Regions from separate parts of the Homo sapiens genome. Here all the other regions are linked to region 5. Evidence: chromatin loops called from intact Hi-C (ENCODE). Cell type or tissue: dorsolateral prefrontal cortex. All regions are shown on one strand. Region 1 overlaps SLC25A26 (solute carrier family 25 member 26). Region 2 overlaps SLC25A26 (solute carrier family 25 member 26). Region 3 overlaps LOC105377144 (a long non-coding RNA gene). Region 4 overlaps LOC105377144 (a long non-coding RNA gene). Region 5 overlaps LRIG1 (leucine rich repeats and immunoglobulin like domains 1). Region 6 overlaps LRIG1 (leucine rich repeats and immunoglobulin like domains 1).

The links. Hi-C counts contacts between places; a loop is a spot of excess contacts. Peaks named below come from ENCODE experiments on the same cell type or tissue, not always from the same donor. Only the 100,000 strongest peaks of a DNase experiment are listed, where the experiment ranks them.
Region 1: a loop joins it to region 5, with 2.5 times the contacts of the local background. A loop is called at or near these places in 3 of 110 quality-filtered maps.
Region 2: a loop joins it to region 5, with 2.6 times the contacts of the local background. A loop is called at or near these places in 28 of 110 quality-filtered maps.
Region 3: it touches region 5 in a loop (4-fold over the local background); 102 of 110 quality-filtered maps call a loop at or near these places.
Region 4: it touches region 5 in a loop (6-fold over the local background); 102 of 110 quality-filtered maps call a loop at or near these places.
Region 6: a loop joins it to region 5, with 5 times the contacts of the local background. A loop is called at or near these places in 39 of 110 quality-filtered maps.

What each region holds. Positions count from the first base shown.
Region 1 is chr3:66,350,511-66,354,510 of GRCh38, reverse strand. All of the region lies in intron 6 of SLC25A26 (solute carrier family 25 member 26), which reads right to left. Among named protein-coding and RNA genes, the nearest start is that of SLC25A26, 130 kb to the right of the region's middle. In dorsolateral prefrontal cortex, no CTCF peak of the experiment used is centred here; no DNase peak of the experiment used is centred here.
Region 2 is chr3:66,275,339-66,279,338 of GRCh38, reverse strand. All of the region lies in intron 5 of SLC25A26 (solute carrier family 25 member 26), which reads right to left. Among named protein-coding and RNA genes, the nearest start is that of SLC25A26, 56 kb to the right of the region's middle. In dorsolateral prefrontal cortex, CTCF peaks have their summits at 2,243 and 2,444 (motif pointing left); a DNase peak (open chromatin) is centred at 2,438.
Region 3 is chr3:66,820,375-66,824,374 of GRCh38, reverse strand. The region is part of intron 2 of LOC105377144 (a long non-coding RNA gene); the gene reads left to right. Among named protein-coding and RNA genes, the nearest start is that of KBTBD8, 180 kb to the left of the region's middle. In dorsolateral prefrontal cortex, CTCF peaks have their summits at 1,908 (motif pointing right) and 3,982; DNase peaks (open chromatin) are centred at 1,894 and 3,974; H3K4me3 peaks cover 640 bases; H3K27ac peaks cover 1,186 bases.
Region 4 is chr3:66,814,071-66,818,070 of GRCh38, reverse strand. All of the region lies in intron 2 of LOC105377144 (a long non-coding RNA gene), which reads left to right. Among named protein-coding and RNA genes, the nearest start is that of KBTBD8, 180 kb to the left of the region's middle. In dorsolateral prefrontal cortex, CTCF peaks have their summits at 1,520 and 1,720 (motif pointing right); no DNase peak of the experiment used is centred here.
Region 5 is chr3:66,405,954-66,409,953 of GRCh38, reverse strand. LRIG1 (leucine rich repeats and immunoglobulin like domains 1) reads left to right here. Exons shown (of 19, transcript NM_015541.3): 8 at 2,463-2,606. Among named protein-coding and RNA genes, the nearest start is that of LRIG1, 93 kb to the left of the region's middle. In dorsolateral prefrontal cortex, CTCF peaks have their summits at 1,809 and 2,012 (motif pointing left); DNase peaks (open chromatin) are centred at 2,013, 2,553, 2,893 and 3,553; H3K4me3 peaks cover 74 bases; H3K27ac peaks cover 3,816 bases.
Region 6 is chr3:66,480,499-66,484,498 of GRCh38, reverse strand. The region is part of intron 1 of LRIG1 (leucine rich repeats and immunoglobulin like domains 1); the gene reads left to right. Among named protein-coding and RNA genes, the nearest start is that of LRIG1, 19 kb to the left of the region's middle. In dorsolateral prefrontal cortex, CTCF peaks have their summits at 814, 1,286, 2,164 and 2,387; DNase peaks (open chromatin) are centred at 788, 1,238 and 2,374; H3K4me3 peaks cover 3,477 bases; H3K27ac peaks cover 4,000 bases.

The DNA.
Region 1 (4,000 bases), 55 kb after region 5:
ACGTTTAAAATACTTATAAAACATAAAAGAGAGATCTAAGTAATTATTATATACATTGAACTATTGATATAAGTGAAGTGATAATGCATTGGTCCCTGATTTCTATGACAAAGCTATGATTTCATCTTAGAAAAGTATTAGCATAATGTTGCTGTCTTACAAAACCAAACTGATTTTATTTTCATTTTGCTTTAAATACTGCTTAGCTTAAAGATTACATCTCATCTAGCTATTGCTTTGTAACACCCTGTAGCTGTAAGCAAAACCACTCGGACCTGACAGTATTCTTAACAGTTCTCCACACTGCAATATAAACTGATGTCTCACACTAAGAAAATAGAAAAAAAAAAAAATGCATTCTCACAGGAAATTTTATCATATCCTTTCATAATATGCTTACTTTTGACTTAAAGCTTGATAAGAAAAGATCTGTATGGTTAAAAAGGGAAAACTCTTTATAGCTGTGAACATACCTTTAAAAGAATGTACAAATAAAACAGTTAACGTAGATACAGTTATCCAACTTTGCATTCAACTTGAAAAAGAATGCTAACCTTCAAACAATTAGCAAATAGTTACATAAACACCTGCTGTGTAAAAGACAGAACCATAAAGAATAAACAGAAGACATAGTTTCTTCCTCCAGTAAGCACCGTCCTGTGGGGAGTTAAACACAAGCACGTGGAAAATTCGGTTCTGGCTGAACTCATTAACTGTGAACTTATCTGTGCTCTCCAGGGTTGGTCTCTGAGAACTGACTCAAGTGAGCACAGTTTAATCCTTGCCCAAGCTCAGCAGATTCAACGGATACTGGGGAGAGGTGGTCTAAGAAATATGCTGGCCAGGCTTTCCTAAGCTACATGTCATCATTAAGGAATCAATGCAATTTACAGAAATGCCTTCAATGAGCTGACTAAATATGACCTCAACTTTTTATCAACTTTTGAGTATACGACAATACAAAAACGTTATGAAACACATCATGTGCGGTGTGCATAATTACATGTAACGTGATTAAGAATATCAAGTCTGGAGTTAGATCTGAACCTGAGTTCAAATCCTGGCTGTACTCCTTAGTACTCCCATGGCCTTGGGCAAGGCGTTCAAACTCTCCTTCCATTTTCACATCTACAGAACAAAGACCAGGCCAGCACCTACTTCACAGGACTGTCATGAAGATGAACAGGAGATGTGTGGGAAGTGTTACTACAGTGCCTGGCACACTGTAGCTTTGAAAAATGTTGGCTGTTCTTGCTTTTATTATGGTTGTTATCATCACTAAAAAATCACCTGGTAACCTGAGTCACCTGTCTGCTACGCAGCACACAGTAAAAGGTGCTCAGGCAACTAGGTGAAAGACAACCTTATTGAGCCCTGCTTCCCTGGTTTTAAGGTGGGGATAACAACAAGGCCCACCTCTCTGGGTTGTCTGTGGTGTGAAGAAGACAGTAACAAATGCATCGTGCTTAACCCAGAGCCTGGCACACAGTGTCTGCTCATCACACCACTGATGTCGTAAATAATTATTCCAATGATGTAAGTGCATAACTAAATAAACTAATTTATTAAAATACCAGTACGGAAATAAATAGGTGTTATGATTACAGAGGAGGGAGGAGGGGAAAGTCCTACTTTGGAGAGGGGTAGACCGGGAACGTCTCTCTGAGGTGACATGTGATCTAAGGCCTGAGTAATGGGGAAAGAGGAGACATGAGAGAGGTATGGGGAAGGGGGATGGAGAGAGGCCTAGGGAAAGAGCTGGAATGAATGCTCCATGGGGTCAGTTGTGTCAGTCCTCTTCATCACTGTATCCCCAGACCCTGGAAAATGCCTGGCACGTAATAGACACTCGGTAATGACATATACACTATTTATATATTTCAAAACATCATGCTGCACACCTTAAATATACAGATATTATTTGTCAATTTTCAAAAATATGAAAAAAATCAAAATTAAAAAAATTATCACACATAAAAAATGATGTATATAGAATGAAGGAAGAAAGAATATTTCTAGCAGGGAGATCTACAAATGTAAAGGCCTTGGTACATCTCAAAAAAAAAAACAAAAAACAAAAAACAAAAAACGAGGGGAGGCGCTAGGCAGCAGCACAGTCAGCGCAACGTGGCCGGGCACAGCGGGTGAGTGGCACGGGATAAGGCTGAGGCAGACAGAGGCCAGATTACAGAGTGCCTTGCCAGCCAGAGCTTAAGCTCTGGGTTTATTTTTCTTTTAACGAGATGCCACTGACAGGTTTTAGCAAGGAATAGTATGGTCTAATTTCTTTTTCTTATTTTTTTAAGAGACAGGGTCTCACTCTGTCGCCCAGGTTGTGAGCTCAAGTAAGTCTCCCACCTCAGCCTCCCACATAGTTGGGACTACAGGTATGCACCACCAATCCCAGATAATTTTTTTTTTTAATTTTTGTAGAGATGGAGTCTATGTTGCCCAGGCTGGTCTCAAACTCCTGAGCTCAGGTGATCTTCCAGCCTATGCCTCTCAAAGTGCTGGGATTACAGGCATGAGCCACTGTGCCTGACCTAATTCATTTCTTTAAAAGATCACTCTGGCTGCTGTGTGAAGAAGATATTTTGGGAAAGCCTGAGTGAAATGAGGGAGACCACTGGAGAGGCCAGTGTAGCAATTCAAACAAGGGGTGTTAGAGGCTTGAACTAGAACAGTGAACTTGTTGATGGGCTAGATGATGAAGGATAAAAGAATACAACTCTGGAATCATTCTTAAGTTTCTATTTGAGCAAGCATAAGACAACTTTGCTATTTACTGAGAAGTGGACCAACTAGGAAGGAACAGATTGGGAAGAAGACAAATAAAAACTGACAGTTCTGTTCTGACCTAGCCACTCAGAGACATCCTGAGTGAGGATGTCAACTAGGCAGCTGGTGATCTGAGGCTGCCACTCAGAGGAAGGGGCTTGCCATGGAGCTATAAACATGCAAGTTGGTATAAAGATGGTATCCAAAGTCAAAGGATAAGATAGAATAGCAAGCTACAGGTCTTTGTCAGATAATAAAAACCATGAAATCTATCATGCTTCTCTTCTTGTTGGGCTGCCAGAAAGTTCCAAAGTAAATATAAATCTTCAAGGAAAATTATCTTCTCTAAGACTTTGGATATGATAATCTACCGCTTTTGCTTCCCCATCTCTTTATGGTGTCTTGTCCTCTTTCATCTAAAACATACTTTTGTAAGCATATGTATAATAAAGAAAAGAAAAACAAAGGAAATGATGTAGCACAGTAACAGGATTTGGGGAGCAAGTATTCTGCAATAAGAGACACATTACATTTAAGTTATCAACGAGTTGGGTGCCACTCTGACGGACTCTCAGCTCCTCAAGGGCATTAAGCCATTTCTTATTCATCTTTGCATTCTTGTGACATGCAACCATATCCAGCTCAGAGTAGACAGGCACCAGAGCTGCAATGACAGCAGGTATCATTTACTTGTAAATTGAAGGGGTTAAGGCCTTATCTGAACACTATAAGATGTTTTAAACACAATATGGTGGGTGATTAAATACGAGTCAGTGACACAGACAAATCTGTGGTAAGGGCAATTCTTCAAGGCCTTCATTAGAAGACTTCAAGCAGGAGATCAAACACTGAATTGAGATTTGAGTGATGCATCACTTTTGGATCCTTGGAAGCATACTTCAGAAAGGAGTCAGAGAACAGAGAAGGGGAGAACATATTTAGAGGCAGTAAGGAGGCTATTCTGGCTGGAGGGGAAGAATTTTGTGTGTGCGTGTGGGTGTGCGCGCACGCGCGCGCTCACACACACACACACACACACAGAGTATAGGGCAGAAGCTGAAAAAACCAGTCAAGGACAGGGTGTTGAGAAACTTGAATGCCAAGAACTTAATGTTTTAGAGTTTTAGAAAGTTATATGTTCCTGAGAACCTAAGTGTTACTGAAAGAAAAGTTTAAGGAAGATCAGACACATCCAAAATGTAGAATGGATAAGAAGAGAGCC
Region 2 (4,000 bases), 130 kb after region 5:
TGCGGCCTTCAGGAAACAGCAAATCTGACCCAAGAATAGAAGCCCAAACACAGTGAATATTAACACAGGATTAGAACAGGAGAATGAAAGATTCCAAGATTCCCAGGGTAAAAGGGGACTCAGGACAAAAGACAGTATGTTTTCAAAGTTGTCATACCTAAAAATAATGCAAATAATGCCTTTTTCATACAGAAAAGGCAATTAGAAACTCCAAGAAAAAAAGACAAGCTCATGCCCCAAATGTTGGAAATTAAATTTTAGCAACTGATAGAGTGCAAGAAGGTCTATTTGATTCTGATGCTGAAACCATCTCTCAGGGTGTAAGTCCCACACACAAAAAAAAATACAGCCTTAGCACACTACATGGTCTGATCATTCATGAAGTCTTCTCAATAATACAAACACTAGTTCACCGGTACTCCACTTTTAGAATCAATACAGAAGAGCTATGAAAGAAGTGACTGAGGGTAAAAGACAGGATGAAATTGTCAACCCTCTTGACAATGTACAATGAAAGTATAGTTGAGAGAAGTCTTTCCAGAAAGTGAAATTTGCAGGTTAAGGAGGACAAGGTGGCAAAAAGAAAGCAACAGCCTCATCATGTCAAGAGAAAGTTGTAAGATGCAGAAAGTTCGTAGGATAAGAAATAAAGAAACGAATATATAACTTAAAGTTTCTAAAATGAACAGAGGAATGAAATTTATATAACTGGAATGCTAGGATGAGACAGGGTTGGGGAAGAACATAATGTGAGCTTAATCACATCTTCCATCCCAAAGACTCAACAAACTTTATCTACTGACAAATTTTAAAACAGACATTTAAATAATATATTATCTGAAAGCACCGATGAAATAAGAACTAAAAATAAAACAGTTAAAATTTTAAAAAATAAAAAATAAAGGCTACCTCTAGAGAGTGGAACCAGAATGGAGAGGGATGGGCAGGAGACTGTTGTTTTTCATCTTAAGTCCTTCTACATTATTTGGGTTGTTACTAATTGCATATATTATTTTAATACAAGTTAACAATAAAAGAAATTAAATTTTAAATTTAACTTGTCATTATTTTAGAAGATGACTCTAAAAACAAGTACTTCATACAATGTCCAAATGTGGCATTTTAGTTTGTTTTTTAAAAACAAACTCTCATAAAAGTTGCATAAATAGCAGAGTTCACATATATGCTGGCTTCTCTAATGTTAATAAATTAACTACAGTACACTTATCAAAACCAGCTACCAGTTTTGCTGCAATGCTAATAGCTAAATTACAGATTTTGAATGTTACCAGTTTTTCCCAAAATCTTTTCTGTTCCAGGATCAAATCCAGGATCCTACACTGCATTTACTTGTTGTGTCTCCTTAGTCTTCTCTTATTTGTGGCAGTTCTTTCATCTTTCTTTATCATAACTTTGACAATTCTGTACAATGTCTCTCAATCTCGGTTTGTGTGATGTTTTCTCATGATCACACTGAGATTATGCATCTTTGGCAAGAAGACCAAAGAAGTGACATTGTGTCCTTCTTGGTGCATTATATTAGAGATGTATGATGTTAATATAATCTTATTACTGGTGATGCTAATCTTGATCACTTGGATAAAATAGTGACTGCCAGTCTTTCCAACTGTAAAATTACTATTTTCCCCTTTGTAAGTGATAAATAGCTTTGGGGAAATACTTCTAGACTATGATATTCGTTTTTTAAAATAAATGACAAATAAAGATTATATATATTAAAGTGAGCAATGTGATGATTTGATACACAATGTGTAATGATTACCACAATCAAATTAATTAACACATCCATCACTTTTCATGCTGTACCTTAAATACCCAGAACCTGCTGATCCTATAACTGACAATTTGTACCCTTTGAACAACATCTCCCCATTTACCCACCCCCTAACACCCGAGAACCATGGTTCTACTCTCTGCTTCTATGAATTTTACTTTCTTAGTTTACACATATAATACAATATTTGTCTTTCTGTTATGACACTCATTTTTGATACATTATACATATTTACAGTTATCTTTTAGAGATGCATAGTGACGTATTTCTGGATGAAATCAGAATGTCTGGTATTTGCTTCAATATCATACAGACATGTGGGAAGCAGGGTTTGGTATAGATGGAACAATACTGCTCAAGAGCTGGTAATTGATGAGACTACAGGGATTCATTTTAGTAATCTTTTTTGTGTGTCTTTAAATTTTTCCATGGTAAAAGTTTTAAAAAATTAGAACCCAAATAAATACAACTCCATGTACATATGTATCAAAAGATAACACAAATTTATCCATTCAGGTATCTTGATCGGAAAACACTATTATGCTTAAATTTACATTTTCTAATTTGAACCTTTTTTTTTTTTTTTCAAACAGTGCCAGGAAGCAGCTTCCAAGTTCATGCTGAGGTTTTTGCCACCAACATTTAAAATACAGGCATTGTGCGCCCTCTAGTGCGTTCTTCTATAATGTCAGTTTTGCACTGACAAGTTGAATAACAAAAAGCAGAGTATATTCAAAAAGGGAAAAAAAAAAATCCTCACAAAAATTTCTGCTTCTCCACTAGTCAATAAATTATCTGCTAGTTACTTGGCTATGTATACCAAAACCACTTCAAGGCCAAAGATTATCAACCTTTTCCCACCTACTCTACTGTTTCTCAGAACATATGATGCAGCACAGGGAACAAAAAAGGACAGACTACAATCAGTCAAAACATTTTTAAGCACCCCTCACAAAGGCCAGACGAAAAAGGATGCTGAAATCAATATTAATGGCTGTTTTAGAAGCATCTCATTGTGTTCTGCCCATACAAACAGTTCCATTTCTATCCTTTAGAATCCTCTAACACTCAGAAATTGTGCTCCACTCTCACTCAGGTCAAGATTTGGTTCAAGTCTTGTAGATCCCCCATCACATTATTTTCTTAGGATTTACTGAAAAATTCTATCAGTGAATTTATCTGCAAGACACAAACAGGAAGCAAAGTGTAATAAGAATCACAGGATTTGGAATTATACAAACTTGACCTCCAATTCCAGTCCTGCCACCTCCTAGTTGTATTACTTAATTTTTCTAAGCCTCTGCTTATGATCTGTACAAACAGGCTGATGTCTTACAGTTTAAGGATTAGGAAAATATATGTAAAGTTAACAATCATAATTAGTATTCAAATTTTAACTATTTTCATTATGTGATCCCAAAGTAATCTGTAGCCAGGTAGTCGAACCCACAGATAAACATTTTAATTTCCTTTGAATGATTCCAATTGCTATTTTTTAATTACACATCTAAAAAACTACATTTGACCTTCAAATTTAGTTTTCTTACATATATAGTCTCTTAATACTCCATATAAGATGGTGTTTATTCAGACAATAAGACAGTATACAGTAATGAGAACATCAAGGGTAATTCTTGACCCACACGGTATTCACTGGAGATAATTCGCACACACCTAATGAAGGATCTTCTTCATAAGTTTTATTATTTTCATGTGTCACTTCAAAAACTGTTTTGAATATATGAAATAGTTACAGGAGTAACTGTAACTAGAAAAGACAAAATTAAAATAAGAGCTATATGTAGACAGCAGTAAATATGATAAGAAAATTAATCTCAATGGAAGTACAGACAGTTTATCTGGCAGAAAACCATTAGCTTGCCTAGGAATTTAGTGAGAACTCCATAATTCTTGCTAAATGTATCTGGAGATCTTAATACCTAAGTACTTAAAACTGGTCTGCTTTTGAGAAGCAAGTATGATTAAGTCATTGGTTTGTTAAATATTTTCTGAGTGTGCTATGTGCCACACTCTTCTAGGTGTTAGATTAATAGTAGGGAACAAAACGGGAGGCATCTGCCCTCCTGATGCATACATTCTAGTGAAGGGAAGACAGCAGTAATTAATTTTTTTTTTTACTATTATTATACTTTAAGTTTTAGGGTACATGTGCACAATGTGCAGGTTAGTTACATATGTATACAT
Region 3 (4,000 bases), 410 kb before region 5:
GGAGATCTCGATGACTGCACCACAGGTAACAAATGCTGGGATTGGCATCAGTAGAGAATGACAGGATAATGCACTGGAAGAGCACCTAACCCAGTCTTGGAGGGTCAGGAAGGGCATCTTAGAATAAGTGATTTTTTAACCAGGATCTTAAGAGTAATCCAGTCACTTGTCAAAGGTGAAGGTACAAGGGTGATATAAGATGGTGGAATTGCACATAGAGGAAACGGTTTGTAAACTAAAGCTCAGAGGCGAGAAAGGATTTCTAGTTCATCCAGAAATCTGAAAGATTAAGATGATTTAGATTAATGAAAAGAAAATAACATAGAGATGGGAGTCCCAGGTCCACGGCTCTGGGACTGGCACAGTGATGTACTAGCAGTGTGACCTTACACAAGTCACTTCTCTTGGGGCCTCAATTTCCTCATCTGTAATACAAAGGGATTGGCCTAGGAGACAGTGGAGAGTAGAGGAACATAAAGCCCCCACCTCATGTCCCTGGCACAAAGATTCTTGAGGGACTTGTGTTGGAGGGGCAAGGCCGGTCACCTTGGTCTCCGTCTTTAGAACTACTTCATGTTCCTGCAGTCATGTGGGAAGGAGGGCACCAGGGAGGCCGTGGAAACTTTCCCAGGACCTGGGCCACTGAAGTCGCCACCGAGTTCTATTATCAGAAGGAGACATTTGTACAGTCCTCGCTCTTTGATAGTCTGTGTCTAAAATGTTTTGTTAAGCCTGGAAAAAGGCAAATACTTACGTGTGATTAGATGGCATGCTGAAAGAACTTTCAATGTTTAATGAATGGAAAGCAAATATTGATTGGAACTTTTAAAATGGTGTATAGCATAAAAAACAATGTTTACTAAGGCACTTACACTTGTCCTGCACATAGTAGGTGCTTAGTAATGATCTTGATTTAAATAAACGTATAATACACCTAGTAACCCTGATACTAGATGTTTGTTACATAGGACTTGTTACTATTTGATTTCCAAAAAAAAAAAAAAAAAAAAAAAAAAAAGCCACCTAGTTTTAGGGCAAGTTCCCAATGTATTAACTTAAGCTCATGGGATGTTTTTCTCCATGTAAATTTCTTCTGACTTGAAACAGTACCCATGGCAGTGGCCAAACAAATGTCAGTCAAGGCAAAGCCATATCGTCACATCACAACATGTTGTAATCAAGGTCACAGACCAAACTCATGCTTTATCTCTCAACTGCTAAGGTCTTTGTGCTGCTGAGAACAACTGTTACAAATACTGGAAGATATTGCTTAAAGGCAAACAGAATGAGTACTTGGAGGAGTTGGCCCCATAAATGATATATTTCATAACTGATTCCACTTTTAAAGGAAGCTGCTTCTGTTGTTAAATACCCATAAGATAGGTGCCCCCTGCATAGCTATAACCTATAGTCTTTTAAACTATACATAAGAACCATTTAAAATACTTTGGTAGGTAAGACTGCATTAACAGAAACAAAGAGGTTAATTTGGGAAGGTTATACTTTGGTTTCACGAAAACACGTCAAGCTGTTCAGCCCACATTACACCTGGTGCAGACATCACACCGTAATCACACAGGCCATGCGTCATTTCATCTCTGCTCACCCAAAACAAGAGATGTCGCCAGTGAAAAATATTTTCTAGGTGGGAGATGTTCAGGTAAGGATTTCAGAGGCAAGAGAATTTAAAAGCAGCTAGTGTGAACTTTTTCTCAAAAAACCCTAAAAATTAGAGAAGGCCATATGCGGTCTTTGGAACAGACACATAACTGGAATGTCGCCACCCCTTTCTTGAGTTTGAGAGGCACCAATATGCATTCCCAGACCATGTGTTTTCAAGCACCCTTACTTGTCTAAGGGCCACCTAGGAGACAGCTGATAACAGCTCCAGAAATCACCACAAGGGGGAGCATTGACCTGGCGAGTCAGGTGGAGTCTATAGTCTGGACTTTTAGGGCACCTCATGAAGCCAACTTGCAACATTCACAGGTTCAGCCATTACCCAAGCTGGAAGCCAGCCCTGTAACACTTAGTCCGTGTGAGCTGAACATCTACCACCTTTTAGGATCCCAACCAAACTCTTATCCTACAAGTCACCCCAGGGGTCTGGAAGCTTCTCAAGCAAAATGTTTTCTTTACTCCCTGTTCTGAACATTGGGAGTGTGCTGCGTAAACCTCCCGAGAAAGCTCAATTCAAATGTCTGCAATCCTTCTTAGAAAGGGGAGGATCTGTCTTTTGGGCCCTGCGGGTAATTCCTCTTCCTAATGCTGACCACGGGGACTCCCCAAGAACATTTCCACTTCAGCAAGAATGTTGAACAATTTGCGTAACCTTTCCCAGGTACCTGCTATAACCCATTCTAGAAATCTAAATAGAAAACTCTATTTTTCCATCTAGTGTCCATGCAAGGATGGTGCATTTCTGCCAAAAATAAGTTTGGGGTCTGGCGTGTTATCTCCAGTTGATTCTTACAAATGACTGACCAAAGAAAGTGAAAGAGAAAAGAAAACAATTCGTGGAAAACTCATAAATAACTGTTTGTCCCCCTCCCCCAAAGCTCTGTAAATGTAAAGAACACAACATATATGGAAAATACACCCAAATTTAATGTGCAGTTTGCTTGCCATGTAACTGTTCATACATATTTTGCCACCTAAAGAAAACTGTGCAGCTTCTAATTGTTTTGTTCCATTTTGTTTTGTTTGACACGGAATTTCACTCTTATTGCCCAGGCTGGAGTACAATGGCTCAATCTCGGCTCACTGCAACCTCCGCATCCCGGGTTCAAGTGATTCTCCTGCCTGAGTCTCCCAAGTAGCTGGGATTACAGGCATGTGCCACTATGCACAGCTAATTTTTGTATTTTTAGTAGAGATGGGGTTTCTCCATGTTGGTCAGGCTGGTCTCGAACTCCCAACCTCAGGTGATCCTCCCACCTCGGCTTCCCAAAGTGCTGGGATTACAGGTGTGAGCCACCGTGCCTGGCCTCTAATTGTTATTGTGACATATTTTCTTCTGGCTTTACAATTTATTTTTGTAACTGAGGCCTTAGACCCTAGGTGCTAAGACGGTGCAGGTCATTTTTGTGTAGAAAGTTACACTAATGTTGACAATTCACTTGCACTTGACAATTCACTTTTTGGCCAAAGAGGAAATAAAAAGAAAGTATATTGGTGTGCAATATACTAGCTTTGGAAAATGAGAACAGTTTAAGGATCTGGTTAGAATTTACAGGTCTCCCAACCTAAAACTCACTGTTATTCCTATTATTGCAGTTTCATTGGAGCAGAAAATTTAACCCAATGACCAGGAAACTGAAGAGACTCCGTAGCCTGAGAAGGGAATTATTCAAAGGAAAAAGGTCCTAACTTACGTGTTGAAACTCTGTTCAAAACTTCTAAGGGAAAGAATAGGCCATATAGGAACATTCCTGATATTGGTCATTTGTATTTCTGAAACTCTTCACAGTAAACCATCTCGGCGTACGTTGTTACTTTGAATTTTCACAGCAACCCTGAGAAACTGGCTTGAGGGCAGTTATTATTCTTTACAAATAAGGAAATTCTAGATGTCAGGCTCACAGTCACCCAAATAACTGGCAGAATCAGCCCTCAAGTCCAGACCTTCTGAATTTGAAAGTTCACTGCTTTTTTTTGTATTCTTGCTGCTACTTTCTAAGAAGCAGAAAACAGGCTCATTTGATTGTGAGACCTTTCAAGGTAACTATACTTGCAGGCAAATAGTGTCTTCACAATAAAGCTGCCTACTTCTTTGCAAGAGATTTCACAAAAAAAGGGCTTTTTCTACTCATGCTTACTGTCAGTGGTGAGACATAAAACTGAAAATGTCTTAAAGGACTAAGTTAGCATTTTGATGCTGTGAGCCTTTTAAATACCCCATTGTCTCTGAAGAGAAGGACAATCAGCCTTTGTACTGCCAGGGCATTTTTCATCCATCCCGGATCCCTGGAAGGCCCCATTCCTCAGAAGGGCTGTTGTC
Region 4 (4,000 bases), 410 kb before region 5:
GGATCCCAGGCTTCCTAGGAGGAGACCTCCTTCTGCTCTTGCAAAGGAAACCTTTGGCACAGATGTTATTTAGTTTTTCTAACTCCGTTGACTACAACAATGTAAAAACAGACGTATTTGAAACACACATTTGGAGAAAAAAAATATGGAGTTTATTCTGTTTTTATTTATCTTTACAAGATGTGTTAATTTAATACAGGGAAAGGGAAAACAAATGGTCTATAATCTTACTGCCCAATAATTTCTCTTGGCATCACTTTTGGAACTTTTTTCCCAGCTTAACACGTGCAGAAATATGTACAAATCAAAAGCATAGAGCTTGATGAATTTTCACACACTAAACACACCTTTGTTGCTGGTACAAGCTCCCAGATCAAGAGAAAACATCATCAACCCTCCTCCAAGTCTCCTTGGTGGAGACTTCTTCTAGGCATGACCCACATCCAAGGGCAATCTTGAGCTGAACTTCTCGCAGCATAGATTAGTTTTGCCTTGGCATTTTTTCCTTAATTGACACAAATAATACAGTTCTGTGTAATCAGAGGAACTTAGAAATACAGAAATACAAACTTGAAAGCAAAGCCCTCCCTTTCTTCTTACCTCCTTGTCCCTCAATGCAACTTCCATTAATAGACTTTTTGTTTCTGTTTTATTTTTGCCTTTTTTCAGGGAAATGTGTATGCTGTTTGCTAACATTATTATGTTTTCTTCTTTTTCTCCTCCTGCCCTCCTCTTCCCTCTCCTTCCCCTTCCTCCTCCTCCTCCTTCTTGTTCTTTTACTTTACACACAGCACATCATATATATGTATTGTCCTATTAGTTGCTTACCTTATTTGTACCATTTTTTCCTCATCAAAGGCTATTTGTACAGATCGTATACTAGTCTGATAATAATACTTCAGTAGGGAGTTTGGGAGACAAGGAGGAGGGACATTTCATGTTTTATAACCAAAATAAATTATGTTCTTGAATAGTAGAAAGAAGAAAATTTTTTAAAGATACCTTTTTGTCTCCTTCTGTAAAAAGGCAAACAGTGGCTCACACCTGTAATCTCAGTACTTCAGGAGGCTGAGGTGGGAGGATTGCTTGAGGCCAGGGTTTGAGACCAGCCTGGACAATGCAGCAAGACCTCATCTCTACAAAAAAAATTTAAAAATTAGCTAGGCGTGGTGGTGCACACCTGTAGCCCCAGCTACTTGGGAAGCTGAAGTGAGAGGATGGCTTGAGGCTGCAATGTGCTACTATCACCCTACTGCTCTCCAGCCTGGGCAACAGAGCAAGATCCTGTTTCAAAAAAAAAAAAAGTAAACTAAGTTCCCTGTGGCAATTCCTTTCTCTTCTCCAGATTTCTGGGTTCCTCTATAACAGACATGAGAAAAGAAAGCCCCCTCAAACCATGCAATGGACCCTCTGTGCTCAGACCCCAGGAAACTCAGCCCCATCAGGGGTAATCCTGCAACAACTCTAGAAAAGCCCATTCCTGAACTATGGTGTTAGTTGGTCTAATATTTCATTATTATTTAATATTTTCTTTGCTATCAGGATGAAAAATGAAAGCCTTTCTTTCCAAAACAAAATACCTAGAGATCACCTAAGTTTCCTTCAGTGAGCTGGTTTAACTCTGTTTTTCTTTGGCAGAGGAAATTGCCGTCCTAGAGAGGCATTTTTCAGTATTGCAGACTTAAAGCCTGCAACTTAATTTTAATTAAAATATATTTTTTTCCAGTAGGTGGCACTAGTGTGTTTAGCTAGAGTTAATATGTGCCCATTGAGGGGAATTGTGCAGTTCAAAGTAGCAGCACTTAGCACTTATCAACACGTTCCCCCTACACTCCTAGAGGCTGTCTTGACTTCTCAGCACTTCGAATGAGATTGCAAGATACCCAGACAAGCATTTCAGAAACTGGCCCTTGACTTGTGGCTAATGAAAAATAGATTACAGAAAGGGGAGAATGGATCGCCACTGAAGAATATTCCCTTTGCCCTTTAGTTCATTTAAGGAAATATAATATCTGAAATTTAAAGTCCGGAATTGACATTTTCCTTGTACATACAACTAAACACCGATGAAACAGTAAAAGACTAGCAGGCCTAAAAGTCAGCTACTTAACACGAACATCCAAAGACAGCCATGCACTTTGCTTCTGTTTCAGATTTTCCATTTGTGAGAAAAACGTAATAGTGTCTTTCCCCAAAGAATCATTGTATTTGATGATGTCTCAAGAGAAGACATCAAGAATGCACTCCATTCAAGGTCAATTTATATAATGCTGTCCAAAAGACTTTAGCCTTCACCACCTTTCAGCAATATTGTAAAGGGAAAATTAGAGCTACTCTGTGCATCACAGAGTCTGGGAGAATATAAGACGATACGCTGTGTGGGTGCTTGAATTGTGTTGAGTACGATCCCAGTTTCTTCCCTTTTCTGACTGTATCACCATGGAAGAGTCATCTAAACTCTTTGCTTATTATCCATCTGAAAAATGGAATTCAATATAATAACTTCTATTATTATTATTATTATTATTATTTTGAGATGGAGTCTTGCTCTGTCACCCAGGCTAGAGTTCAGTGGCATGATGTCGGCTCACTGCAGCCTCTGCCTCCTGGGTCCAAGCAGTTCTCCTGCCTCAGCCTCCTATGTAGCTGGGATTACAGGCACCTGCCACCGTGCCCGGCTAATTTTTGTATTTTTAGTAGAGACAGGGTTACACCGTCTTGGCCAGAGTGGTCTCAAACTCCTGACCTCATGGTCCACTCGCCTCGGCCTCCCAAAATGCTGGGATTACAGGCATGAGCCACCGCGCCCAGCCTCCTTTTGTTATTAAGAGTAAAACAAAAAGCCAGGTCTTTACAAAGCGTCAGGCTTGAGTTGTGGATACGGTGTTGTTTTTTCATAGATATAATATTGTGAAATATATATCTGGTCTTCGCCCAGTTTTCTGTCCTGTAGCTCCTAAAATCCTTGGACTCTCCAGAGTGATGAGCGTCTTTTGTATGCTAATGAGATGACTGGCAGCCTGGGGCTTGCTGGGTAGCTTCAGGATGGGGGCTGGTCATCAGGAAGAACAAGCCACCCTTAGAGGGTCAGCCCCACCCCCCAATCTCCAGGGAGAGAAAAGGGCTGAAGGTTAAATTGTCCAGTGGTTTAATCAATCCTGACTATGTAATGAAGTCTCCTTAAAAACCCAAAAGGACAGGGTTCAGAGAGCTTCTGGATAGCTAATACCTGGGAATTCCTAAAAAGTGGCTCGCCGTGGGAGGGGATGAAAACTCCATGCCCCTTCCGGTATGCCTTGACCTATGCGTCTCTTCATCTATATCCTTTGTGAAATCTGTTATAATAAACCAATACATCTAAGTGTTTTCCTGAGTTCTGTAAGCTGCTCTAGCAAATTAATGGAATCCATAGATAGGGTAATGGGAACACTGACTGATAGCCAATTGGTCAGAGGTTATCACAGGTAAAAACAACTTGGGGTTTGCCATTGGCACGGAAGTTGGGGGCAGTCTTGTGGACTGAGCCCTCAACCAATGGGATCTGATGCTGTCTCCAGGTAGATAGTGTCAGAATTGAATTGAATTGGAGAACATCCCACTGGTGTCTACAAGAGATTTCCCACAGAGTCCACTGGAGAACTAATTGGTTCTGGTGGGGAGAACACATTTTGGTGACCAGAGATGAAGTCTTGTGTGTTGGCTATGTGAGAGTAGAGAAAATACTTTGGTGGGATTGTTTTTCTCCAATATCTCTTTAAAATACTGGTTTTTTATATTTGATGTATTTCATAATCAAACATTAAATCATTAATTTTTTTTTCTTTTTTTTTTGAGACAGAGTCTCGCTCTGTCGCCCAGGCTGGAGTTCAGTGGCATGATCTCGGCTCACTGCAAACTCCGCCACCCGGGTTCACACCATTCTTCTGCCTCAGCCTCCTGAGTAGCTGGGACTACAGGTGCCCACCACCTCGCCTGGCTAATTTTTTGTATTTTTAGTAGA
Region 5 (4,000 bases):
CAGTCCCTTCCTCATCTCCCCTTCACTTCCTCTGCATTTGGATTAGCAGGGGCTCCAGGAGTAGCAGCTAGGTCCCTGCAGGGAGCCTTGGCCCCCAAGGTCCTGTTGGGTTTGGAGACAGTTCCAGGGGTAGAAAGTTCCTGGGGAAGGGCAGCTATGGCAGAGTGCTCACAGGAGCCATTTTGAGAGTGACTGTGTGTTAATGGCCACACCAAATAGCATGTGCTTCTTCAGTGAGGGGGTCATTTGGGCTCAAACAGAGACAGTGAAACGCTGACTGTGGATGAATTTGTGTCCTCGGAGTCGCCACCTTCCTTCCTGTAGATGAGCTGCCCAGGTTCTTGGCCCCTTCCCTTTCTCTGTTTTGCACCGCAGTGGCCTGCTGGCAGAGGCTCCTGTGCAGTCGTGTGCGTGCTTAGTTCAGAGATGTGTGGTGTGGTCCTCTTGCTCCTTTTGGAGATTTCCAGACAGGGGTCCCAGGTTGAGACTGAGAACTGAGCTTGTCTTGCCCAAAGTTCTGAGATTAGTAGTGACAGACTGTCGCCTGGGTAGCGATGGGCAGTGGCCCTGGCCACCCCATCATGTCAGGGTGGGGTTACTGGACAGTGAACGCAGCATTCCTAAGGACTCAGAGAACATCTTTACAAGTCTATAGTTTGTGTTTTCACTGTTCTTTCCATTTGATATGCTCCAGTTTAGTCTACTGTGTTTCTTTATTTTTCACAAGAGTTGGGTGGGTTTTTTTGTTTTGTTTTGTTTTTTTCTTCCTTTTCTAGGCTTGGCTGTTGGAAAAAATTCACCCACTGAAGTGAATGATTGTTAAGAGTGCCAAGCCTCAGTCTGTCCTGTCTCTCTCTTGACCTCACCAGGCAAACTCAAGGGGATGCGTGAATCTAATGTGGATTCTTGCAGCTGGTGTTTGTGTCTGGTCTTCTGTGTTCTCCTCTCTCTCCCTGTCCTTCCTTCCCTCCTCCTCCCCCCCTCCCCCCACCACACACACACACACACACACACACACACACACACACACACACACACACTGACTTGGAGTTTATATTTTGGTGACTCCATCATTATCTAATGCAAAACACAGTGGTCCTGCCTCTTTCCTAACTTTTCTTGGATTCTGTGAGTGTTAACCCTTTGGTTTCAGCTTCCTACGCTTCAGGGCCTGCAGTTGTGCATTCCATGTGGTGCTGGATGGCTCCTTTCAGGCTCTGTAGTCAAGCTGTGACCCCACCAGGGGACTCCTGGTTTTGTTGGTCAGGGCCGGGAGGTGTGGGAAGCAAGAGAGGTCTTTTAAGTCCCCGAAGCCTGAGCCAGTCCAATTCTTAAAGTGAGGGGCCATCCTCTGACTCACCAGTGTATCGTGGCCCCAGGGATGGCATGCTGTCTTCTGCGGGGTCCGGGATCCCCTCTCTAGCTGGTGGAAGGCATGAAGCCCTCTTCCATGCCCTCTAGAAGGGGCAGCAAAGATCACAGAAGTGCGCTTGAGCAGTCCTAGCAGTTTGCACCATATCCAGGTAACCTCAGAGGCAGATTTGGGATTGCTTCCCAGCATGTGTTTCCCACCCCTCCTTTAAGCTAAATTCTTTAATTGCAGGTGAGGATATAATTTTGATCTCCTGCCAGGTCTGTTTAACTGACAGACACCCTGACTTATTTGTCCAGGAGGGAAAGAATGCTGCTCCTAGCTGCCTTTAAAAGCTCATTAATCTTCTCTGAGTTTATTTTCCATCTTCCTATCCCTGCCCCAGCCCCAATTTTTCAACGATAGATGACCAATATGTCACGTAAGCAACCCAGAGGTGCAGGAGTGCTGGGAGGAAGCTTTGATTCTGAGGTTCGGGCAAAGCATGTGCTTTTACCGCCTGCAGTAGGGGATCATGCTCTGAGGTCCACGTGGATGGGGGCAGGGAGGCCTGAGCAGGAGCCTCCTGCCCTGGGGGAGTTGCCCCACTAAGGCATGAGGCACAGGTGTGGTTGTCCCACGCAGGGGCTAGTGGTGCCCTCTGCTGGCAGATGCAGGGAGTGTGACTGGGGCTCCCTGGCTTGCTGCGGGGTCATCTCCAGAATCCCAGGCTTCTGCTATGAGAGAGGTCTTTTGTAGCCTGAATCAGGAGCTGCCTTGGACAGCATGAAGGCGCTGGAGCTTGAGAGTTGTTGTGTGTCATGACCTCGTGTGTAGTCTTCACAGTTTAACAGCCACCCTGGCCCCTGTGACCTATGCACCCATTCTACGAGTCAGACTAGTGTGTTGGGCACTGATGAGTTTCTAGCTGCATGGCCACTTTTACCCCCAGGATTCTGTGGGTGTGGGTGTGTGTGTGCACGCACGCGCGTGCGTGTGCATCTGTGTCATTTCCCACTGAAACCCAGCTGACTGTGGCCCAATTTCCGGTGGGGTGGGGTTGGGGGGCAACCACACTAGATGGTGACATTGCTGCCCTCCCTTTCCTCAGGGTCCTGTCCTTCAACAACCTGACACGGCTGGACGAGGAGAGCCTGGCCGAGCTGAGCAGCCTGAGTGTCCTGCGTCTCAGCCACAATTCCATCAGCCACATTGCGGAGGGTGCCTTCAAGGGACTCAGGAGCCTGCGAGTCTTGTACGTCTCCCACTACTGACAGGATAAAGGGGTCCCCAGTGGGGAGAGCAGAATAGAGCAAACCATCTGCTTTGTTGAACTCCATTTGCGTTGGCTTCGAGTCAGAATTGGATCCAAAGCTGGCTTGCTCTATGTGCAGAGTCTCAAACTTTTATGTAATCAACTGAAAAAGAACTGGTTAAGCAGAAAAATCTCTCATTTCCCCAGGATGGTGCCTAGAGAGGGATGGCAGCTCCTAAAAAGTAGTTGTTCTCAAGCAGTGATGCCCACGTTGTGCTGGACAGGATGCTGGCTCCTAGTGTTGGAAAAAGCTTCCCCACGCTGAGCGCCTGGTGCAGCCTCCAGTTCGGCAGCCGTGGGTCAGTCTTTCCCATCTTGAGTCTTCAGCTGCAACTTCCAAGTCCTGAATATTTTTTCTCTAAACCATGGGAATACTGCAGTGCATCTCTCGTCTGAGCATTTGAACTTCTTCAGCATAACCTGTACCAAGATGCCTCCTTTCCAAAAGCAGCACTTAGGGAATCCTGTGTCTCTCCTTGTACCTCGTCGGGGGTCAGTTAACAAAGTGGAGGTGCTAATGCCATTTCCCTTGAAGTCCCTAATTAGATGGGGTTGGCAAAAGTGGCTGCAGGATGCTTTTCTGAGGCTTGTATAAAACTTTTCCATGGTTGGCTTCATAGAACTTCCAAGCAGCTGTCAGCATAAAACCCCCAGAGAGGGGCATGCAGGTTTCAGAGGACAGTGGTGGCGGGTTCTAGGGTCTCCTTCTCAGGCGTAATCCACTGCACAGAGAGGGATCTGTTCCAGTGTGACAGGGAGGGAGGCCTTTGCACTTGCACCTGGCAGAGCCGGCTTTAATGTGGAGCCATTGCCAGGGAGTGTGAAAGAGGCCGGAGCCAAGCTATTCAGGCCAGGTCAGCCTGTGAGCCCATACAAGGCCCAAATAACAAGGCTGGGAACATTCAGACTGAGCGGGCCAGAAAGGAGAGAAAAACTTTGGCAGCCAGGGCTAGGAGCAGAGAGACAGGCACACAAAGCCACAGCCCCGGGTCCCTGGTTCCTGGTTTTTTCAGTATGCAGATGATAGGAAGGAACCCATTGAGAGGAGAAGTCCCTTCCAGCAGCAGAATCTCCACTATTTGACCTTCCTGCTGTGACAAGAAAGGTCACCGCCAGCATTTCACTCTTCAGTCAGAGCTGCCCTCTCTGCTGGCAGCATTGATTCCTGCTGCAGCTTCTCACAGGAGACAAGAGTTCCTTTTCTCTCCCTGGCCTGTGTCTGCAAGGGCTCGGGGGGAAAATTTAAGAACCAAGAACCTTGTGGAAAGTTGGAGAGGGCAGGATGGGGGCCTGGTCTCCAGGTGTGATGTCTCGCCTGGGCACTGTGACCTGCT
Region 6 (4,000 bases), 75 kb before region 5:
GAAACCATGGCTGACGTTCCCTTTAAGTTAGATTCCCATCGTGAGGATTCTGCAGTGCTATGTATAGAAGTTTTGTGTGAATGTTTGATTCGTTTCTGACTACCCCATTAGTCTGTAAGCTCCCTGAATGCAGTGACTGGCTTTGTTTCCAATCCACCATTGTATTCCCAGAATCTAGTGTGAAGCCTGTGACACATTAAATGCTCGTGACAGATACCAGTGTAGATAGAGATAGTGGCATTCATTCTGTAGAGTCCTGTATGTCCTGTGGAAATACCTCTGCCAGATAGAATAATTCAGACCTCCCAGGCTTCATCTGTGTATTTCCTGAATATACCTTGCTTGTTTAGTAGCTTCCTATACCCCTCACCACCCTCCACCAAAGTCTCTTAAGTGTTGAGAAACTTAGAAGAATGGAAAGAAAGAAGAAACAAATAGAACCGAAGTTGAAAAGATGACAGGCTGTTTACCTGCCACATTTAGAATTGGCGGTCTTTTTGGTCTCTCTGAATTTTGGAAAAGTCCCATATGCAAGAATTGTCACTGAAGTGGCTTTGTAGTTAAAGCAGTGCATGTGAACTGTCCCCACATGAGGTCCTCGGGCGCCTCGTCCCTGCTGGATTGCTGGTGGCTGTCCTTGGCAGGTGGGCCAGGCTCAGGCGCTCTCCTCTGTGTTGCGTTTGGCGAGGGAGCCCGCGGTGCCCTTCCCAGCTGTTGACATGGTCTCTCATCTGCTCTTTTGCTGGAGCCGCGTTTTGGAGCCTGCTTTTCCAGAGTTGACACTGCAGGGGAGGGTGGCTTCTTCCATAGACCGAGGCTGTCTAGACACCCTTCCCCTTGTGGTTATTCTGCTCAGTTTATGCTGAGCCCTCGCCAGGCAGCTGGTTTCGGTTGCTTGAGCTCTTACTTTGCTCAGGCCTCTGCTTTGACAAAAAGGATGACCAGGCCAAGGTAGCTTTTCTCCCTCTTTGCTGCTGGCAGAGAGAAAGACTGCTTTCCTTGACCAGAGGGAGCTGTGAGAACACTAAGGACAGGTTACCCTGCCCTCTGTGGACCCAGCCCAAGTAACTATGTAAATTGATAGAAGCTTCTATGGCAGGAGACTTCAGGCAGATACATTTCTAAATCTGGGCCTTTTTAGCTTGGACTTCAGATGTGAGACATTGGCCCCCACCCCCATCCTCAGACACGCAGGATCTCCATCCATGGCAGAGAGAGCACTGCGAACCCAGCTGGCAGAGCTCCTCTCTGGGCAGTCTCCCAGGCATGCTAGCAAGGGGCAATGGGAAGCTGTGTTCTCCCTGATGAGCTCAGCCTCACATGTTTCTTTTAATGGCTATCGAGATCTTGGACTGTGATGCTGTAGGGAAGCCTTTTGTCCCCAGTGAGCTGGAATAGTCTAGGCAGATTACTGTCTTGGTGGCCTTACGGGGGGTGCTGGAGGGGGTGCTATTGATCTGTTAGCCTAGTTACTATGTCTTTATTACTTTTGATTTTCTGGTGACAAATGTTAGGCATTTATTGAATAAAGAAGAAAGTACAAAAGAAAAAACAACTGATTTCATTGTTCGGTGATAAATATTATCACTGGATAGTGTATAAATTTCCAGTAATGTGTGAGGCTGAATACCTATTTCAGTTATGTTTTAAAGACTCAATATCTTGAATATTTTCCCTGACTTTAAGCAGTTTTTAAAATGTGCTTTAATATTTATTGTATAATAAATTATTACACAACTTACATAAAACTTGTAAAGTTTCTCTGATATTGGGCATTTAGGCTTTTTCCTAAGCTTTGATAGACATCCTTATGCATAAATGTTTAGCCATTTATTTCCTTAGGATGAGTTACCCAATTCAGATAGCGCTGGATATGCAGATTCTTAATATTTTCGGTACCACTGCCTCTGAGAAAGAGGCTGCCAACTTACATGTGAACTTGTGCTTGTCCCACACCCTCACAAACATTAAATGCTGTTTATTTCTGTAATCATGTACCAGTTTAATGGATGGAAATTGCCTCAGATTATTTTAATCTGCATTTCTTTGGATGTTGAGGCTGAAGACTTTACACAGGATACTCCCAGATATTTCCTTTTTCAGTTTCCTTCCTTTGTTGATGCTCAGCCCAGTACATCATCTGCTGTCCTCCACTGTGGTCTTTGGGCTTGAGCACAGTACATCTCTTTGGTACTAGGGAAGCTGTGTTTCTGAGAGAGCACAGGTGTAATTGCATAGAAAACTGTGCTCTCAACAGGCATGTCACATGTTTTGACTCTGAACCAGGACATCTTTGGGTTCTTCTTAAACAGATGTGGACGCGTGTTGCGGAGGGGACTGTTGCAGTGGCTCTGTTGATCCTGTACTGCTGCAGCCTTCTGCAGAGCCAGCCTGCCTGTGCCCAGGCTGCCCGGTCTGTGGCCAGGGTGCCTGGTACCTACAGCTGGTAGGAATCAGCGCAGATTAGCGTGGCTGAGAACCTTTCAGGAACAGCTTCCAGCAAATGGAAATTATTTTAAAACAAATTTATGTGGTTTTTCTGTCAAACCTACTTGGAGCATAAACAAGGTTGAATTGTAAGCTGCTTCCCTTCTGCAAGCGAGCCCATGTTTAGAATGTGGCTTTCAGCAAAGTAAACATGGTCTCGAAAGTGAGTTGTCATTGTATGCATGTGCTTTGAAAAGTAAAAGTAGTGCACTGAACGAGCATTCTCATAGATAATTGTGATAGAGTTTTAGACATCCCTTCTCGTTTATTTGTCTTCCTGCCACAAAGATCACTACTTCCTGTAAAGGTTTTAAAGGTAAGGAGTAATTTGGTATTGAAAGGATTAAGGGAAAGAAATGCCAGGTCAGTTTCTGTGGTGAGAAGCATTTTAATTTTGCTCCTTTGCCATGGGGAATATAAAAAACATCTTTTGAAATACTTAATTCTGTGTGCATGCGTGTGTGTATACACGTGTGTGTGTGTGTGTGTGTACATAAACCCTCCGGTCTGTGCATCTTTGAATTCTCTGCCAATTTCGAGGTGGTTCCCCCCACCCTAGGGACAATGTCGGCTTTATTAAATTGGGCACAGCCTCCCTAGAAGGTGAAACAATGCTTTTAATGTTCTGATTATATATTAATGAACAACCAGGCCAAGGGGCACTTGCCAAAAAAGCTACAAAGTGAGAAAGCCACCAATATCAGAGTGAACTTTGCACTCTGAAAGTGTGAATGATGTTGGGTGAAAGAGTTTATGGCGCAAGGGGAGCAACTGGAATCTCTTTGATGTTGTGTAGCATCCTGGCCCCATTAGACTTTGGGCCTTCCCGTTTAACTGCATCTTTGCTGGCGAGGGCAGTGCTGAGGTGTGGTCTGAAATATAGAGGGACCTCAGCCACAGAGGACTGGCATACCTGTGCTGGGCAGGGGGACCGTTGGCCATTTCTATCTGTTTTCAATCAACTTCAACAAATTTTAATCTAACACTGAAACATATAGTTTCACACCCCCACCCTCCCAGCTTTTACTCTGGAGGGACTTTCCAGAAATAGCATGCTATTATTCTCAAATCCGCCTGCCCCAACCACAGAAAAGGGTTAGATCTTAATCTTAATCTAACTGATTTATTTTCTCCCCATTGTGGTGACATTTCCTCCTGCCTTCTGGCTTGGTCTTAATTTTTGAATGGCCACTGGGAGCCCTGCTTTCCACAGCCTTGCTAAATAATTTCTCAAAGGAAGAAAAGAAATGCTCTTTCAAAATGCCAAGAATGTGTTTTCTGTGGGAGGGTAAACTCTAGCTGAGGTTTTCTGCATCTGATGGACTCATGGACAGAGCTTGGGAGCGAGTATAGGACAATCTGGGAAGCACACAGAAGCTGATGTTCTTTCTGGGTGTTCTTTTGGGTGTTCATTTATCTCCTGGCACGTAGAGGGGCAGTTCTTTCTGCATTTCTGTGGTATGGAAGTAGCTAGGTGGCATTTTCAGTCTGGAATTCTGAGAGCCTGCTAAGG